Regions from separate parts of the Homo sapiens genome. Here region 1 is linked to region 2. Evidence: chromatin loops called from intact Hi-C (ENCODE). Cell type or tissue: mammary epithelial cell. All regions are shown on one strand. Links, peaks and the distances in the headings refer to the core of each region. The heading gives the core; the rest is flanking DNA. Region 1 has its middle 44 kb from the start of LINC01491. Region 2 has its middle 330 kb from the start of SEMA6D.

Evidence for each region. A loop is a pair of places that touch in the nucleus more often than their neighbours do. Peaks named below come from ENCODE experiments on the same cell type or tissue, not always from the same donor. Only the 100,000 strongest peaks of a DNase experiment are listed, where the experiment ranks them.
Region 1: it touches region 2 in a loop (2.9-fold over the local background); 1 of 110 quality-filtered maps calls a loop at or near these places.

What each region holds. Positions count from the first base shown.
Region 1 is chr15:47,800,385-47,803,306 of GRCh38, forward strand. No RefSeq gene overlaps it. Among named protein-coding and RNA genes, the nearest start is that of LINC01491, 44 kb to the right of the region's middle. In mammary epithelial cell, for the core only: no CTCF peak of the experiment used is centred there; a DNase peak (open chromatin) is centred at 1,337; H3K27ac peaks cover 1,571 bases.
Region 2 is chr15:47,386,732-47,389,653 of GRCh38, forward strand. It overlaps a transcript of SEMA6D not described here. Among named protein-coding and RNA genes, the nearest start is that of SEMA6D, 330 kb to the right of the region's middle. In mammary epithelial cell, for the core only: no CTCF peak of the experiment used is centred there; a DNase peak (open chromatin) is centred at 1,740; H3K27ac peaks cover 716 bases.

The sequences.
Region 1 (2,922 bases), core at 211-2,710, 410 kb after region 2:
ATACAAAAATTAGCCAGGCGTGGTGGCACATGCCTGTAGTCCCAGCTACTCGGGAGGCTGGGGCAGGAGAATTGCTTGAACCCAGGAAGTGGAGGTTGCAGTGTGTGGAGATCGCGCCAATGCACTCCAGCCTGGACGACAGAGCAAGACTCCATCTCAAAATAAATAAATAAATAAATAAATAAAAATAAAGGAATTAACACAGAAATGAAGATGGCACTTGTCATATCTTCTGCCGTCATTTCCTTCAGTTTGTGGAGGATCTATAATGTATGAACAAAATAGATGAGGTAATTGCTCTCTAAAGCTCATATTCCAGTGGTGATATATACAGGAGCAAAGAAAAAGAAACATTAACAAGATGATTCCAGTAGCAACAGGCCTAGAGAACATTATAATATGAGGTTGGTATGACAACTTGCTTCAGATAACGTGGTCAGAGGAGGTTCTGTCTTTGGACAAAATCTTTGAGGTCTGTTCAAAGATTATGCTTCAGCAGAGAAAGTTAGCCACGTGATCCTGGAAAGAGAGTTTCAGATGGAGAGAAGAGGCCACAATGAGGCCCATCGATGGGAGGAGCCCATGGGGCTGGAGTAGAGTGAGTGAGTTGAGAAGTTTTCATTCATTTAATGAATGAATAGGAAGACATAGAGGTAGAGAAGGAGACAAAGGTCAAAGTTCATGATGTTCTGTTTGGATTTTGAGTGTTTTTAAATGGGGAAGGGGAGAGATTACAGTGATAATCTGAGAAGTGATTTTGAGAAGATCACTCTGGCTTCTTTGTGAAGGGCAAGACTGGTAGTAGGGAGGCCAGTTGGGGACAGCTATAACCTAGAGATGGTGGATCAGAGCAGTGTTGATAAACAGGAAGTGCAGTGTGCACACGTAAGACATATTCTGGAAAAAGAGCTGACAGGCCTTGCTGATGGACTGGATGTGGGCGTAATGGAAGGCGGCATTCGGGAATGAATTCTGCCTGGGATTTCAACATGAGCAACTACATCGGTGATGATGCTTTATCCTGAATTGGGAAAGCTCCATGAGGGAGAAAAAGATTCTGTCCTGGTGGAATGATAACAGTTCTGGTTTGAATGAATTAAATCCTTCTCGGGACACAAGACCTTCAAGTGTCTCTAACTGCATTGCCTTTTTGGTTCCAGGGTCAAGGAAGCAACAAGAAAAAGGATGCTTGCCACCTAGATTGATATCTAGGTGATAAAATATCAGGAGAGCAAAACTCAGACACAGGGCATTGGATCCCATGCCAGGAGCCCAGGAACCAGGAGACACAACAGAGCTGCAGGGGGAAGCTGACACAGAATAGACAAGCGCGGGCAGATCCCTGGGACACAGGCCAGGTTGACAGGGAATTGCAGCATGGCTTATGTGTACAAAGAGGAAATGGGCATGTCAGAATCAACATGGAGAGGCCAGTTATGCCCAGACGGATGTCCTATACAACCTTCTATAAAATATGCCATATTTACCTGATGCAGCTCTAGGGCCACTCACTGGAAGGACATAAGATCTACTGGAGACATAGCTTATCCCAGTTATTCCCTGCCCTGACATTTTTACAGAGAGACACCTAGAACCAGCTTCATAGATACTTTTCCCACTGCCACAAGTAGGCAGGCTGAGAGACTTCCACTGTGAAGCTTAGTGGACCCCTTTTGAAGCCATAAATCCCAGGTACCTCTGCAGGGCAGGTGCCTAGAGGGATTCAAAGAGCCTCTCCTGCTCTCCCACCTTCCCTCAGGTGGAAGGTGCTGGCAGGAGGAGTCAGCATAGACTATAGGATATGATCAACTTAATGGGCTCTGCCACAGCACTGAGATCTGAAGCCTAGTGTGTTGGCAGAGGAGTGGAAGATATACCCATTCTAGAACCCTGCTGCTGAAGCAGAATCCACAGACCAACAGTGTTGGGCTCACCTGGGAGCTGGTTAGGAACTGCAGACTGTGTGGACCAGTCACCTAGGGGACTTGTTCAATGCTGGACTCTGATTCAGGAGGTCTGGGGCAAGTCCTGAGAGTCTGCATCTCTCCCTGATGACTCTGCTGCTGCTGATTCCACAACAAGCATGAACACCTGATCATTTCACTGCAGGTTACTCTCTCCATTTTTAAGGAAATGTTTTTAAAATTGGAAAACATGGTTCAGTATTCTTGGGAAATCCATCTCATTATTCTAGGGACAAACAAGGCTGAAGTCCATGAGGGCAGGGGAGTAATAGTAGAGGGAGCAGTAGGTTGAGAGGAGAGAATTGTTAATAATAATAGTTGTTCTGAATCCAGCTGTTTATGCATGAATCAGACTTGTGCATGTCTTCTAGTAGTCAATTCTTTCCATCTCTCAGGTGCTCTGTGTTTTTATATTGTTACTATTGTTCATTATCATTATTATGGCAGTTAGGATATAAGATTTGGGGAGGGGTCAGGGAGACAGCTCCCCTAGTTACTAGTTGTGTGACCTTGGGCAAGTCACTTAACCTCTCTGAGCTCCAGCCTTCTCATCTGTAAAATGAGGATAATAGTTATGCCTCCCTCCTTGAGTTGCTGTGAGACCGAAATGGAGTTAAACAGACTATGGGTTTAAGCAGTAATGATCTAGTCAGATGTTAATTGTTGGCACTGCTGTTAGGTATTATACTACACTGAGACACTTGTCCCGGAGAGGACTTGTGAGATGCCTTTTCCTTAAGCAGTAGAGAGAAATTGAATCCTTGATGTTAAAATACAAAGTCTATGAACAGGTCAGAGTAGGGGAATTATTGGAATAAAGTAAGCAATTTTTCTGAATTAAGTAGGTAACTACTTCTAAAAGTTTGACATGCCTCTGAGAATACATTCACTCAGTGGACTCTGGAGAAGAATTTGCCAGGTTTGAGTATCCTGACCTTACTTTTTGTCCTTGTCAAGT
Region 2 (2,922 bases), core at 329-2,828:
CCTTGGTCATTTCCCCTTTCACTAGTAGAAGTTCTGCCAGGCACGTTCTTATAGCCATTTAATAAGCACAGGGGCTAGAATGGGTTGTTTTAGCCAGAATTAAACATCCTACAGGCCAGTTGGGCTTAGACACAGAGCCAAGAACATTTATCTGTGTTTTGTTTATTTGCAAATGCAATAGGGGTAAGGGATGGCAATGAAGGATGCAGTGGCAACGACGCTGCCCCTGCAAACACTGTCATTGTGGGTGTTGGCCCACACTGAGGCAGCCCATCCTTGTGCTTCACTGCACGGGCCCTGCTGCGTGTGGCTCCATCATGCTCCCAGTGGCTTCCCCTTATCAGAATAACTCAAAGTCAGCTTATAGATGTGACCACATCCCCAGAGGTAAGTTGCCTTCTAGGACACCAAAAATCCTTTGTGAAGAGTAACCCAGAAAGGGCAGTGGGCAGTAAATTCCAAAGCATATCCCTATCTGATAATTATATGTGCTCATCTCTAGCACTCAGTCAAGGAAATTTAAGGGAAGCCTTGTTATTCCATTTTACTGATATTAAGGTTGAGGTGCATTAAAGTTGTAATTTTCCCAAGGTCATGCTTATACTCTGCTAGTGAAACAAATGGAAAGAAAACAGAACATGAACTTGGAGGAACTCAGATTCAACCCTGGATTTGCCCATTACTAGTTTTGTGACCTTGTATTAGTACCATAAACTTTTTGAGTCCCAACATGTTCAAGTTTAAAATATGAACAATAATACCAACTTCATGAAATTGTTGTCAGGTTTAAATGAATAATGTTGAAAGTGCCTAGTTCCACACCTAGTCTAAAGGAGAAATTCAGTAAATGCTCATTTATTTCTTCTAATTATATGACTAACTGATTAGTTCAGGTAACAGTTACATCAGGACAGGCAAAGGTAAGAAGAAAAATCAGAAATAATTTTAGATAAAGTTGGGATCTCATTATTCCAGGAATATGAGAAACTATTGTGTGGTTAACAATAAAGATTTGTGCGCTCAACAAACCTAGTTCAAAATTCAGGTCTGCCACTTACTAGCTCTGCATCATTGGAGAAGTCGCTTAACTCCCTGAAACCTGTTTCTTCATCTGTAACCTGTGCATAATGAGAGTAGCACCCTCATAGTGTTGTTTTGTAAGAATTAAATAAAGTAATTTTTTATAAAGTACTAAGAATAGTGCCTAAGCTCTAATACTCAGAATAGTGGTAAGCACTTAATAAGTGCCATTATTGTCTAAAAACTATATTAGTATTTTAAGGATTATTATTTTTATTATTTAGTAGTTGTCCTAGGGCTCCCTGGGGATAGGTAGGAAAGGAGTGGGGCTGGGGAGCTCTTTCAGGCACCATTTCCTGATCAAATCCATAGAATATGCACAACCTTAAAAAATTGAAAGTGGTAGAGAAGGTTGTTAAGAGCAAACAAACAATCAATGAATATATACCCATAAAATTAATCCTGGGGAAGTTGTATACACAGCCTGAGTTGTTTTTATATTGATATTCTTTTATTTTTTTGGCTTCCCTGAGTCTGTTTGCAGTCGTCCCTCCTTTACCTGTTGTTTCACTTTCCACAGTTTCAGTTACCTACAGTCGGCCACAGTCCAAAAATATGAAATGGAAAATCTCAGAAATAAACAATTACTAAGATTTAAATCTTGTGCCCTTCTGGGTAGTGTCATGAAATCCTGTGCTTTCCAGCTCCATCCTGCCCAGCTCCATCCTGCCCAGGACTTGAATCCTCCCTTTGTTCAGTGTATTCACGCTGCAGGCACTACCCACCTGTTAGTCACTTAGTAGCTGTCTGGCCATCAGATCAAAAAAACGTAGTATACTTAGTATATATAGGCTTTGGTGTCAAGCGTCCACTGGGGGTTTTGGAACATATCTCTTGTGAATAAGGGGGAGACTCCTGTACTTATTTATATCTCTTACGGTCAGGAAGCTTTCAAGGATATATAAAATCCACCACTGTATAAATTAAAATTAAATGTAAAAGAGAAAAGGAGATAGGAGGAGGCATAATGGAGATGCAGGAATGAAGATAAACATGATGGCATAAAGATTTAGACACTTGCCACAAATGGGTTAGACATTTGGCTCCAGATTTTCTAGGAGGTAGAACTTAATCAGTTATAAAATCTTACCAATAAAAATCTGCCATTTGCTTAGGAGCAACACAATGATTATCTGGTACAAAACTCATCAGATACAAATCTGCCATTTCAGTAAGCATAAGGATTATTTGGTGCAAAAGTAAGTAATGTTTTTTTTCTGCGGGTCCAAATAAGGTACCTATGGTGAACAAATGCATGAAACAAATGTCTTAGCATCATCTGTTCCACAGACACAGTGAATTCTATAAAGCTGTTCATGTTCTTAGAAGCAACTTAGCTTCTCTCCCTCAGTTTTCTCGTATGTAAAATGGGAATAGTATTCGTCTCTACTTTATAGAACTGTTGTGAGACTACATTAGTTAATGCATATATAAAGTGCCTAGAATAGTGTCTGGCACATATTAAGCATCATATAAAGGTTGACTGTTGCTATTATTAGGAGCCACCTTAAGGAGACTTTGACATTTCACCAAAGCAAAATACATTGTTCTTTGTGAAGGTATTTCTTCCACATTTCACATTCTACTTTCTGCCTAGAGGAGAAATGAACTCTGGAGAAAAAAAAAAGACATCACTGAAATGCTTTGACCCACTTATTCCATTTCTAGGAATCCACTCACTCACCCCTAAAAAAGAATCTAAAATACACAAAACTTTAATGTACTTAGAGGTTAACTATTGAGGTTACGGTAAAAGATAAAGCTGGATGCAAATCAACTTTCAATGCAAACCTTCAACATAAAGTAATGATTAAGTAACTTACCCTATGTCAACTGACTGCA